Regions from separate parts of the Homo sapiens genome. Here region 1 is linked to region 2. A link is a contact called in ENCODE Hi-C or POLR2A ChIA-PET data. All regions are on one chromosome and are shown on one strand. The core of a region is the stretch at or near the end of the contact, and the rest is flanking DNA. Distances in the headings are between cores, read along the strand shown. Region 1 has its middle 100 kb from the start of TESHL. Region 2 overlaps IGFBP-AS1 (IGFBP5 antisense RNA 1).

The links. Hi-C counts contacts between places; a loop is a spot of excess contacts on that map. ChIA-PET counts read pairs that join two places held with the same protein, here RNA polymerase II (POLR2A). Pooled maps may share reads with other maps.
Region 1: a loop to region 2 is called in a map of ascending aorta, with 2.9 times the contacts of the local background. The contact joins two enhancer-like sites. A Hi-C loop is called at or near these places in 6 of 168 maps with a recorded cell type or tissue (ascending aorta, heart left ventricle, heart right ventricle and 1 more) and 6 of 50 pooled maps. POLR2A ChIA-PET finds 5 or more read pairs at or near these places in 2 of 52 experiments (BJ and OCI-LY7).

The regions. Positions count from the first base shown.
Region 1 is chr2:216,967,869-216,975,268 of GRCh38, reverse strand. No RefSeq gene overlaps it. Among named protein-coding and RNA genes, the nearest start is that of TESHL, 100 kb to the right of the region's middle. Within about 2 kb of position 3,422, at least 3 of the 41 ENCODE cell types and tissues checked have a DNase peak (open chromatin) inside an H3K27ac peak, as active enhancers do; they include ascending aorta and ovary, where a contact is called at or near this core.
Region 2 is chr2:216,710,272-216,716,685 of GRCh38, reverse strand. IGFBP-AS1 (IGFBP5 antisense RNA 1) reads right to left here. Exons shown (of 6, transcript NR_187138.1): 2 at 4,217-4,306. Among named protein-coding and RNA genes, the nearest start is that of IGFBP5, 18 kb to the right of the region's middle. Within about 2 kb of position 2,910, at least 13 of the 41 ENCODE cell types and tissues checked have a DNase peak (open chromatin) inside an H3K27ac peak, as active enhancers do; they include ascending aorta and ovary, where a contact is called at or near this core.

The DNA of each region.
Region 1 (7,400 bases), core at 2,173-4,672, 260 kb before region 2:
GAGCATAACTTCTGTTGTTTTAAGCCACTCGGTTTGTGGTACTTTGTTATGGCAGCCCCAGAAAACTAATACAGCTTCTGATGTCTCTGTGTGGGCTGTACTAAGACAGGGGGCATTGAGACTTGCCTGGCCGTTGTCTGTGGACAGCATCCTGGCAGCACCTAAGTCAAGATCCCTGAGGCCCACCGAGCCATCGTTCTGCTCTGGGTCGCCCCTCATGGCCTCACCCCCTACTGTCTTGCCTTTCATTAAACATGCCCTTGTGAGCAATTGCCTGATTTTATGTCTGTTGCCTTTTAGCGCTGTGTTTTATTTTGGTTTCACATAAATATAGAAGCCCATTTGGAGAGAAGCCTGCCTTGGCAAGGAGGCTTTTGGCAGTTCTGACAGCTCTGCATATCTCTCAAATGAGTTATGAGTGGATGGGGACTGGGAACTGGGGTCTGGGCCTCAGCCACCGCGCCCCTGAGCCCCCACGGTCCTCCCAAAGAAAGCGACCCAACAATTCCCCCATCTTCCTTTCTTTTCCAGGAACAGATAGCCACTTGGCCAGAGCATGACGAAGGAGAGGCTGTCATACACATCCCCCTAAGCTCCCTACTCCTCACAAAATATTTCTTAGATGGTGGTGCAGAGTGTTCAAGCTGCTGTTCTTTGTTCATCAGAAGAGTTCTGAGAAATCTGGCACAGCCTGGTTTGGGGCTACTGGTTCATGGCTAGAAGAGAGGCACATGCCAGACACGTGCTGAGAAATTTTCCCAGGAGACTTGAGAGACTACAGGTGAATGCAGGGGAGGGTCCCAGGCAGATGCCTGAACCAGCAGAGCAGGCCTGGCCCACAGAGATACTGACAGAGTCTCCAGTTCTTAGTGGAGTATTTTTAATCTCCCCACAATGGCTGCTATGCTCTCACTCTCCCAGGAACCCAGAAAATTGCTTCTTCTATAAGTAATAAATAAGGCTGGGAAATGCTGGCACTCCAGGCAAGCAGCAGGGCTGGAAAGAACCTGGGGATCCCTGAGGGCCAGTGGTCTCCAAACCAGGGCATGTGCACTTTAGGAATTGAGCAAGACAAGCCACTGGGGTGTGGGAAGGAAACATTAAAACTTCCAGCTATATTTATTTTGTTCTTAAAGGTAAAAATGAGTTTTACTAATAGTTAACACAAGGATAGAGAGTAGTAAGTCTACATGATTTATCAAAATGCTTGTATTGGGTATGAGCCTCTTAATATTAATTTTGGTTAATTTTGCATCCTAATTGTTAAAACTTGTAGAGTCCACCCTTCTAGTCCAGAGGTTTTCAAAAGGTGTGCTGGGCAGCAGAAGGGAGAGGAAGTCCTGAGTAAGTGAGTGGTCTATTTATTCCCTTCTGGGCCTTATCAGTCAATTCAGCTCTGCCTCTATATGTCCTGTATCCTGAACTTCTGCATTATGATTTGTTTGATGAAAGGGTTCTACTGTTTAAAAAGTTGAACAAAATGACTGAACTATTTCAGCTCCCTTACTTTTCAGATGGGAAAACGAAGGCCCAGAGGAAAAGGGATTGCCCCAAGTCACACAAGTCATTAGAGCCAAGACTAAGTCTACAACCACCTTTCCTGACTCCTCATTCATTGTTTTCTGACTGAATCATGTGTTCTTCACAGCATGCACCCTGTTTGAGTGTCCATACATAACCTGAATAAATCAGAGGGAAAGGGGATGGGTGAGGTGGAGTCTCTCTTCCAGCAACAATCTGGAATCCCAAAAGGGGGCCTTGGCCTCTATGACTGTTCAAATGTAATCTTGCTGCCTGCCGAAGACACCTCCTGAGAGATAAGGCAACATGGTGCCCTGTGCTCAACGCCCATGCTAACAGTCTGGACCACTCAGTCAATCCCTATGCCATTCTACATTGTTTCTCACAGGTGAGGCTGGGTCTCATGTTCCTGGATCCCTGGGATATGAGGGGACACAAATCAGTAACTCCTCAGAGGCCTTCCTCATTGATATGCTCATTTTAAACAGGGAAAATAGCCCTCGCCTTTCTGATTTTAGGCTCCAGTAGTCACATGAAGTAATTTGTTTCCTTTTACAGCCATCAAATCACATACGTTGATCCCTTCTCCCACTCTCTGGCCTGTCATGCACTTGTTGCTACCAGCCCACTGCTCTCAAGCACTTCCAAACCCTTTATGCTTCCAGGGAGTTTCGTAACAGCAAGGCTTTAGGGGGAATAAAAAGAACTGGAAAACAGGTTATCTGCCTTTAAAAAAATGTATTTTACAGATTAAAATAAAACAAACAATAGCAGCAGAAAGAGAACATGAAAAATATAACTAGCAATGTAGAGCATGATATTGCTAACGAGTGAGTGCTATAGGAGTTGAGAATTCTCTCCTTCACATCAAACTCCTCGAGCGTAGAAAATGTGTCTTAAATCTATCTACCTAGTCCTTGGCAAATAGTGGATGCTTAATAAGTATGTTCATCCAATGAGTATTAATTCAGCAAATAAATAAATGAATAAATGGGCTGTTAAACAAATGAACATATCAGTGGGAAGAGAAGGGAGCTCATCTTGAGTGATCCAGGAAACTTCATTGTACAGAAAGGCTTTAAAGTATGTCTAAGATCAGAAGAAAAGAAGAGAACATGTTTCAGGTGGTGAAAAAGAACGGAGGCAGAAGGTTATGGAACAAGAGAACTACTCTGCTATTGTTGGGTGCTAGTAGATTTGAAAGTTAAATAGTAGGGCCAGATTGGTAGTCTGAAATGAAAAACTTAGAAGCATGTTTTTTCCTGCAAATCTAAATTACCACAAGTCAGTAAACAAGAGAAACGTATAACAACAGCAGTGTTTTAGGGAAGGTGAGGGCAGTGATGTGAAGAGGGCAGTGATGTGAAGAGTGCACTAGAGAACGGAGGAAGAGATGATGCATCTTCTTCCTTATAAATCCTCTCCCTCCACTAGAGTGTTTTCTCCCTGGTCTTCAGGCTGACTCTAGTCCAAGGTCCAAGGTAAGCCAAGAAGTGCAGTGCTTAAAGCAATGTCCTCTTTCTCTACCACCTGTCCATGGACCATCTTCCTTTTCCCTGTGTTTCCTGTATGGTTCAGTATGATACAGTGGCTAGATCTTCCCACTAAAACTGATCAATTCAATTTTTAAAACAGCCAAATTAGCTAAAAATGCTAGGTTTTTTTCAACTGACTTGCCTTGCCTTCCAATCAAATCAGCTCCAACAATTGGCCGTGGCTAATGCTAGTTGGTATAAGCTGTCCCCACTGCCTCTTCTTCATTCCTTCTGCCTCCGGTGCCATTGTCCAGCTCTGCTTCCATCTTTGCTTGCTTCCCTCTGTTGCTGTACACCTCCCTATCTCCTCTCTTTTGCTCAGAATTATGCCTTGTTTTTAGAATAGGGCTGTGATATGCGTGTTGTGCAACAGCAAGGCCATGTTCCTTAATCCAGCAATCTCACATTCCTCCTGGGAGTCCTTTTGGATATGTCAAAAAATTCTGGTCCAGAAACATGAATTATAACCCCTGTTTTCTCAAGGCCTTTGAGCAATTTTAGTGGAACCCAAGAATCTTGAACATACTCCATCACTTCCAAATAATGTTCTATGAAGGCACTTATACCCACCAGAAGGAATCTCCAGCAAAGTCTATTTACTTTGGCCACTCTGCCCAATATCTTTCTTCTATTTTTGTTAAAAATGATTAATATTTCTTTCTTTTTTTATCTGATACCATGTTAAAGCAGGAGATCTGTGCCAACAACATCATTGTATCTTTGCAGCATTATTTCTGTGTAGTCTTTGGACATAAACTGTAATACTTTGTGTTGAGCATAGTGTATATACAAAGAACTATTTTAGGGGGAACTTGGGGGATCATTTATGCATGAACTACCTAACTTTGAGCACCTAGAAGGCAGGGGCTGTGTCTTATTTATCTTAGTAGTATGAGTGCTTTATATTAATTATGGTCCCAAAAATGTCTATTAAATAAATGAATTAATGAATGAATTATTCCAAGATGTAGCTCATTTAACTCAGTTGTTTTAATTATTCCAGGACTTTTCAACTTCAATATATACCACCCTAGCCCAATTCTTATGTTCATAGATTTAGTCAAATAAACCCTTTTGTCTATTTTCGTTTTGAGGCACTATGCATTCTTTTCCTATGGCTCTTTAGTACATCACTGACTCCCCTCCACTGCCTAGCAGATTAAAGATGGTCACTAATTCTTTGTCACAATTTCCATTAAAAGGTGGGATCTGTTTTCTCTCCTTTTAAATCTGAGATGGGCAGTACTGCTTTGACCCACAGAGTATAGCAGAAGTGACACTGTGCCAGTTTAGGCCTAATTTTGAAAGGACTGATAGCTTTTGTCTTGGTCTCTTGGAGCTGTGAACTGACACTGTGACTACTATTTTGGAGAGACCATGTGAGGAAGTGCCAAGACTGCATGGAGAGGAAAGGGAGGCCAGATGAGCCCTCTAACTGTTCCCATCAAGGTACTAGGCATGTGAGTGAAGCCAACCTGGATCCTCCAGACAACATAGTCACCATGCTGTGAAAAGCCCAAGCCATGTGGGGAAGCTCTATGAGGATGGACCACTTTACAGCCCCCACTGAGCAGCAACTGTCGGCCTTGTGAGTGTGCCATTGCAGATGACTAACTTGCTAGAGCCTTCAAAAAACTGCAGCCCAGCCAATATCTGACTGCAAGAGAGCCCAAGCAAGAACTGCCTCATTGAGCCCAGTCAACACACAGAACTGGGAGCTACAATGATCATTTGTTTTAAGCCACTGAGTTTTGTGGTAGTGTATTACACAGCAGCAGATAACCAGAATGCACTGATACGCAAATAAAAGTTGAATTGAAGGGCAAGAATTATGCTGGCCTTTTCTCTACAGTTTCTACAATGCCTCATAGAGTGCTTTTTCCACAGCTGAGGAAGCAGACAGCTTCTCACTTTACAGACAGAAGGATGAAAAATAAATAGGACCTCCTCTTTATAGGGGCTATGAATAACTTCACCTAAGCATGGATGGGATGCCTCTGCCACCTGCCTACGTGGTATCCTAGTACCAAGAGAGACTGAAGAGTCACCTAATCCATTTGCTTGCCTCTCGATACTACTTCTCCTTAAAATAAATCCTGCCAGAGAGCTCTCTACCGTGCTTTGTTTTCTTTTTAATTCCAAGAAAGGGAGATCTTGCAGCTACCTCTGACAGTGCATTTCAGCAGCCCATACATCTCAATTAGAGTATTCTAACAGGTGTTTCACCTCAATCCCTCCAAATGCAGTCTCACCCTTTTCTTCTTTCTTCTTCATCTTGTTTCTTGCCTTCATTTTTCTAAATTTTGAGGAGTGCTGAAGGAAATGTTACTCACAAACTCTTCTTTACTTTTCTTTCATAGACGTGAAAGGCCACATCACTCCATCCCTCTACTGAAGCTGAAATGTTGTCATTTAGAGATGCCCCAGTTTACCAACCTGAAAAATGCAAGACACAACCAACCATCTGCCCTGCTTACTTGAATGAGTTGATAAAAAGAACAAAACTAAAATGAATGTAGGAAAGCAGTTTCTAGGCTCTATAGCATACCATGCATACATAGCATCCTGGGTTGAGTTGGCTGTTGGATTAAAAAATCTCACAGAGAAAGCATATTGGTTGTTAACTAGGGCTGGGGCAAGGGGGCGATGGGAGTGTTGCAGTGGGGTTGGCTAAGGCATGTAGAGCTCCTTTCTGGGGCAGTGAGAATGTTCTAAACTTGTAATGATACACAACTCTGTGAATATGATTTAAAAAACACTGAATTGTACACTTTAAATGGGAGATTATATGCTATATGAATTATAGCTTAATAAGTCTATGAAAGAGAAGAGAAAAGAAAATGAAAGAAAAGGGAAGGGAAGGGAAAGGAAAGGAAAGGAAGGGAAGGGAAGGGAAGGGGAAGGTAGGACGGAAGGAAGGAGAGAGAGAGAGAAAGGAAGGAGGGAGGGAGGAGGAAGGGAAGAACTTCAAAGACTCCATCTCTTTACTGGTCTTTCTGGCCCTGACATTCGTCTTTCTTCTCAAGACCTTCTGTCACTTGTCGTTCCCTGAGCCCCATCAGCCCTATGCCTCTGGGGAGCCCAGGGGCTTTGTGTCCTGTCTCTAACACTAGGCCCATTTTTGTACTGAGTTCTCTCCATAAAGAGAGCTTGTCCTCTACTAAGAGTAGAGAACAAGAGAAGAAATGGACTAATGTCAAGTGAACAACAAACTTAGATAAGACAAAATGGGTGGTTAGAGTCTGGGATGTGACAGTATGGGGTGGGTTACAGTCTCTAGAATAGGTGTGTGAAATGGAACCTAAAAAAGATATTCAGTTAATGAAGGACTATAGCTCTTACAACTGGCTTACAGGGATTGGAGATGAGAGGCAGTAAGTCCCTCTTCATCTTTACTTTAAAGGCACTCTCTCCTCCTTACTTGCCTCTTTTTCATCTCCTAGAAATGCTGGAGAAGAGGAAGAAAGAGCTTTGAGAACACAGCTCATAGCTTGACCCAGTTTCCCCTGCCTGCTTCCCTAGATCTGCCTTGTTCTGCAGAGAACCTTCTCTGACACCTTCCCATCCAAGCAACCACCATGGAAAATGGGCAAGAAGGAGCAAGTTCAGGAGACCAGAAAGACCTCCAGGTATCAAGGGAGCCCCCAGGTCTCCCACCCCATACCCTGGCTGCAGAGCCGCTGACCCTCTCCTGCCCCAGCCTAGAGCTTTCCAGGGCCAGGACAAAGATGGAGCACTCCTTAAGGAGGCCCTGCCGCAGGACCCAAGCTGACATGCTCTTTTAGGGTGTCTCAGCCTTTCTCAGAACACAAGTTGGTCTAGAATCAGCACTCTGCAAACTATAAGAATAAAAAAAGAATCCCACTTTTGGGGAGCACATGGTGGGAGAACCAGTGCTGTGACTCATGCTGGTCCCAAGAGACAACACCCTGACCCTCAGCAGCCCCCTGCAGCACCTGCTTCCTCCACCGCCTACTGCTCTCAACTCCCATCCAGACCTTCATCCTGCCAGCACAAATCAGCAGAATGGATGTTGGACAGCTGGAATCACCATCAGCTCTCACTATGTCTCTGATTCCTGCAGGGCCTGCCCCATGCCCTCTTCCCCCACCCTCCCATGGCCTCTCACTCAAGTTCATTCTTCTCCTGGCACCAACAGCCATTTTCCACCACCCTGCTGGCCTCTGTCCAGCCAACCCCCCAAGGGGTTTTCACTCTCCACCTCATCTGTCTCCTTCATGCTCCTCCTGCTGGAACTGGGTCTTCCAACTCTATTTCTAGATTCTTTCCATTGCCCTCTCTTTGGCTAGGTGGCTTGCTTCTCCAACCCCCCTTGCATTTCTC
Region 2 (6,414 bases), core at 1,661-4,160:
GACTGGTTGGTGCCTGCACTGGCCAATAAATTGGAGGGACAGGGAAAACAGCAGAAATCCTGCCCTCCCATGTGCACTAACACGTTGAGTCCTCCCATTTGACCAGACCCAGCTTTTCCAGGAGCTGGAGTCAGGCACATTGTCTGGGTTTAGAGAATGAGATACTGGTGGGCTGAACAGCCTGCCCTGGCCCAGGAGGCCCCTCACTCACTGCGGTAAAGTGTGGGCTTCCAGGCATTAGAGCTGGGACCCAAATGTCTCCCAAGAAGGTAGCCAAGAAGCCAAGGAGCAGACGTTTACCCTGGATGCCACAGGAACCACTTGGTTCCAGAGGACTCGTCCTACCAGGCAAACAGGAGAGCTTGCCAGAGCTGGAAACCTGGAACCAGCTTGCTTCCTCACCTCTGTCCCACACTTAACACTATTTAATATTGGTCAAGTCTTCTGACAAACTAGCATCAAACAGTGGCAAATCTGTCCTGAACAAAAAGATTCAGACATCCCAGCCTGGCAATGGCACTTACACTGCTATTCCAGGGCAACCAGAGTGCTCCGGGCAATCTCTTTTTTTCTTTTTTTTTAAGACAGTCTCACTGTGTCACCAGGCTGTAGTACAGTGGCACAATCTCAGCTCACTGCGACCTCCGCCTCCCGGGTTCAAGCGATTCTCCTGCCTCAGCCTTCCAAGTAGCTGGGACTACAAGCGCGCAACACCAAGCCCAGCTGATTTTTGTATTTTTAGTAGAGATGGGGTTTCACTGTGTTGACCAGGATGATCTCGATCTCTTGACCTCGTGATCCGCCCACCTCGGCCTCCCAAAATGCTGGGATTACAGGCATGAGCCACTGCTCCCGGCCTGGGCAATCTTTTTGGAGTTTGTTGCAACCTGTGATGCCTGGCTCCAGGATCGAGCCAGGGGCTAACAGCCCTCACCTGCCACTCCCTTTGCACAGCCCGGAGCCAGCTGTGTGGAGTCTGCCATTCCTAGACCGGCAGAGGACTGATTCAACTCCTGCCAGAGTTCCCTGAGTCCTAGCCCCAAGCTTTTTCTCGCCGCGCCCACAAAGCCCTTGCTGGATACCCCTCTCTCATGCACTCAAACCTCTCTAAGATTTATTTTTCCCCACCACGCCTAAGCTCTTAGGGCTTCTGGCTTCATATTTTATCTCCTTGGTGGCTCGCCAGAGAGAAGAAAGAGGAGTGCAGGACAGCGATCTGAAATAATGACAGAAAGAAAGGGGGAAGATCACATATGACTCTAAGACTCCCAGCTAGCTCCTTCTTCCCAGTGACCTACTGGAGAAATTTAATTAAGAAGATCTATCGGTCAAGTTTCTGGAGGGCCTCTGGAATTCTCCAAGGATCTCCAAGGACTTGAGAAATGTTTTGAAATAGAAAATTAACAATTACGGAATCATTCAAAAAACAAAACAAAACAAACACTGAAATGACCTCTGGCCTAGATATTTCTATTTGCCTTGGTACCCCAAATGTCCTACATGCAGATGTGCGTGCACACCAGCTCCACAAAAACCTGAAGATGCCAGGGACTGGGCCCACCCAAGTGGAGTTGCCAGAGTTAACAAATAAAAATATAGCACACTCAATTAAATTTGAATTTTAGACAAATAATTTTTGCGGGCATCTGTAATCCCAGCTACTCAGGAGGCTGAGGCAGGAGAATCACTTGAACTTAGGAGGCAGAGGTTGCAGTGAGCTGAGATCGTGCCACTGCACTCCAGCCTGGGCAAAAAGAACAGAACTCTGTCTCAAATAATAATAATAATAATGTTTAATATAAATGTGTCTACTATGGAGTGGGACACATTTTTACTGCAATTTATTAGTTGTTTATCTGAAATTCAAATTTAACTGGACTCCCTAGATTTTATCAGGCTTCCCTAACCCTCAGGCCTCTGCCTCTAGGTTCTCCACAGAGGTACTCTCACCTAGGCCCACATAAACATTCTGTCCACTAATGTGAACCTCGATCCATTGTGAATTCTCCCTATTTGCATGTAGTCATCTAAAATATTACCCAGGGCTGGGGGGCTGGGGAGTAGTGCATTTTTTTCATGCCTCTTACCACCTGCCTGACCCCTGATCTCACTCAGGAATGTCATCCATGAGTCGAAATCTAGTCATCTAATTTTGGAGGCCCTTCCCCCTCACCAGGCCACGCAGAGACACTGTCCCTGGGACCTGTGGTGCAAGGAAATTGCCCTCATTGATGGCCATGGCCCATGCAATGCTGAAAGGAAGGAGGTGCCCACCTGGAAATTCTGGGGTTTTAAAAGGCTCCCTACCTGGAGAGATCCAACCAGACTGCACTTGCCCTTGAGTACTAGGAGTACTCAAACTCACCAAATGTCAAAGACCTTTGGCATCTCGGAAGGTTCTTAGCTCACCCGTTCTAAATTCTCCCTCCACAGCAGTCCTGGGAGAGGAAGTTTGGGTTAAGAAAAAGGCTAAAAGTATTGGCTCGTGTAAAAAGTTTAATTTCCAGATGCTAGAGAAAATCAAAGAAGTGGCTTAGATTGCTTTTTCTGGTTTCTAAGGTAACATCACAGAGATGTCCAGGTCAGTGGGGGTGCTGTCATAGCAGCTCTCTTGCTAAAGGGCCAGAGGAGTGTTTTGTGCCTGTTATGAATGGTCCCGACCCTGTACTCCATAGAGACAGACCATGGCCCTGGAGCCAGGGTCTCAGGACCTCTCTTATTCTTTTCTTGGCACTCAGTCTGGAGAGCTGGGCATCCGCCAAGTGGGTGGGCTGTCTCTTCCAATAGAGAAGAGAAAAGATCTCCCGAGTCTCTGGTAGGACTCCTTGAAACATCTCCCTTGGGGCTTTTCCCTTGGTCGGCATGTGTGAACAAGACTCCCTCATGTTTCTGACTCACTCTGAAATGAGTTCTGCCCAGAGCTCGGGTCTCTAGCTGGCAGCTTGGCAATGAGCCTGGGATAGTGGGGAAAGGAGGCATTCTTCCCAGGTTTCCAAAGCTGACTTGCCTCAGAGATGCAAGCCCCCAGCCAGCCTTCTTCTAGGCTTCTATTTCCAGGTTGGGAGAATGGGTTCACTGAGCCAGCCAGATATTGTGGGAAGGAACAAAGAGATGATGTCTGTGAACGTATGGTGAATTCTCAAAAAAATAGGGCTGAGATCCAAAACATCAGGCATCTTGCAAAGGTAAGATATAGTTTAAAACTTTCAAAACAGATTTTATGTCTCCAGAATCTCTCCCTTGAGAAATTCAGAGTCTGATCTCTGGTCTCCTTGAAACCAATCAATTAAAAAAAAAATTGAGCTACAAGGCTTCCAAAGGAGCGGGGGCCGGGGGAAAGGCCAGGTGCAGTGGCTCACGCATATAATCCCAGCACGTTGGGAGGCCAAGGTGGGCAGATCACCTGAGGTCAGGAGTTCGAGACCAGCCTGGCCAACATGGCAAAACCCAGTCTCTACTAAAAATACAAAAATTAGCTGGGTGTGGTGGCAGGCGCCTGTAATCCCAGCTACTCAGGAGGCTGAGGCAGGAGAATCGCCTGAACCCAGGAGGCCAAGTTTGTATTGAACCGAGATCACACCATTGCACCACAGCCTGGGCAACAACAGCGAAACTCCATCTCAAAAAAGAAGAAGAACAATGAGAAGAAGAGTTCAAACTGCAGCAAGAGGAACATTGTTGGATGCTACAGGAGTTTCCTAAGCATGAAAGTTGTCTAGCTTGAAAACTGATGGAAGAATGAACTCCTGTCGTGCAGCACCTTGCAGAGTTGACATTCCATGAAGACACAGAATGCCCAAACCCTTCGAGGTGAGAGAAGAAGAGGACTTCTGTGACAGCCAAGCAGCACTCACAATCAGAAAATCCATGGCGGTGTTCTCATAAAGGCTCTTTGGGTTGCAAGGAACAGAAACCCCCTCCAACTAGTTCAAGGGAATAGAGGCGTGGTTGAAAAGGTACCAGGAATGTCATGGGAAAATGGGGAAGATGTCATGGGTCCCTGGAACGGGAGAACCAAAAGCCTTTGTGATCCAGGGCCATTGTCTCTTGATTCCATCCTCCTCGCCTGCTGCTATTTGTTCCTCTTATCCTTCTTCCAATATTCCATCCTCCTAAGGCTTCTCACCTCCCATGACTGCCCCTAACTGATCCTTCCTCCTGTGTGCCTTTCATTCTTTCATTTATGAAAGAGAGAATCGAATTGTCCCAGACTCACCCGTGGGTGGATTCCGATAGGATCAGGTGTCCTGCCTTGAGCAGTCACTGTGATGGAGCAGGAGGCGTTCAAAGCACTGAGGCTCGCTCCCTGTGAACAGAGGCAGGACAGGCAATTATCACTAGGCCTGGTACAGAAGGAAAGGGGAATACATTAAGAGGAGAAGCCAAGGCTATCTTAAAAAGAGAGAACACTCTTTGCTATCCACAGTGAATGTGAAGAGTTGGAACTTCAGGTCGAAAGCCCATTTACTTATTGAACAGTATGCTTAAGAAGGTTATGTATATTATCCTGTTTTGCATTCCCACCATTGTGGGTTAAATTATTTCCGTTTTACAAGTGAGGAGCACTGAAGCTCAAAATGGCACACACCAAGGTCACTCAGCTGAGGGAGGCATCGTGGTCCAACTCAGTTTTGTGTGACTCCCAGCTGGTATGTTTTCGGACAGAGTCAGACTCTGAACAAGGGTGTCCCTCTGAAACTTGAGTCAAATGAGATGCAGACAATTAAAGTCAAGCTACTCTCCAAATCACACTACATGAGGAGGAATGGGATGAGAGAGGAAGGCCAGGGGGAGGTAAATGGATTTTGCTTTCTGAGAAATAGGAAGGATGTAGGGGTAGAAAGATGGAAGATGTGTGGCCTGTCTGAGAACTCTGGGGGTGAGGCACGGGGTGGCAAAGAAAAATGAAATCCAAGGCCATAGAAAAGTACATACTTTAAAGGAGTGGGTTTTTCTGTTGTTGTTCTTTGTTCCTATACCAGAAGTGCCTATTAAAAAAAAAACAAAAAAAAAAAAACAAAAAAAAACAACAACAAAAAAAAACTCTGCTGTTGCTCCAGCAACGAACAGAGCCAGAGCCCTGCAAGGCCTTTGCCAGGTCAAGAGCTTTTTCTATTCCCGCTACCCCCAACATTTCTATTGTCAAGGAGGAAGAGCCGAGGCCGCCGAGACACACCACTCAGAAGACTCAGCAGAAACCCGGACCTTGCTTGAAATAGAAGGGAAGTTAAAGACAGGTATAGGGAAGTGGGTGGGGTGAGAGGGATACTACGGGCTCTGCCCAGTGATACCTGAAGACAGTGACTGAGGCAGAGACCAAAATCAAGCCCTGACGTGGATCTATATGGAAAGTAAAAGCACAGGGAACAGAGAAAAATGCTCAAAGCTAAAAGACACACACACACACACACTCCCAGAGACCCAGAAACAGACACACACACAAAGCGAGAAACACGGGCCAGAGAAAGAAAGGAGGGCTGCCTTGTTTATTCTCGTGAAAGACATCTGGATTTCTCAGTGAGGTCTCCACTTGGTCCTTCCCTCATTTTCCAGCTGGACTGGCTGGCGGAATGCTGGCTGCAGAGGTGCCGTTGAGTCAGCACCAGATCCTAGCTTAGTCCCGCTGCCCCTCTGCTCTGCCCTGTGCCAGACCACACAGCCTTCCGCCCCTTCCTGCCAAGCATGGCTCAGCTCCCTGTCCAGGTAACACACTTCAAAGGCACTGGGTTGAGATGGGGCAGGCTGGGCCAGCCTCAGGATGGGAGCAGTTTCCAAAAGGCCCCAGCCCAAACACTCCTCATCAATTTTCTAGAATGTCTTCCCTCCGCCACTCCCTGCCCCACTTCCCTGACACTTTGAATAACCCCTGGAAGTTAGAACTGGAGAACTCAGTTTTTCACTGGGGCTGTCAGCCTCTTCTGCACTGCGAGTCTGTGCAGTTTTAGTATTGTAGGGTTGGCCAGATGTCAGCCAGTGTCGAAGCACAGCCCTGTAATAACACAATCGGTATGTTCTTCCCTGAAGCTGGTCATGCTCTCTGGGAGAGTCAAAAAGACAAGGGGGTGCTTAAATGGCTAGGAAAAATAGGACATCTATTAAGGTGTGTGTACTATAGAGATGCCCCTGGGAGTGAATCTTAATCCCCAGCCCCCAGGCTGGTTGCCTGCATCTCTCTGAAGATAATACCTGTATGCGCTTTGTACTAACTGTATGTGTCCAGTCTTCCACAGAAAACCGTAAAGATCTCTGCAATCAGGAAACATACTCAACTTTGTGTTCCTGGTAACACAAAATAAAGCACAGTGCCTGGTGCTGAAGTACTCTCATGAAACATCAGCTGACTTGGGTTCATTTGCTGGTGGCTTCTTCTGACTTTTTAAAAATACAACAGAACTTTAGAACCATGAAAACAAC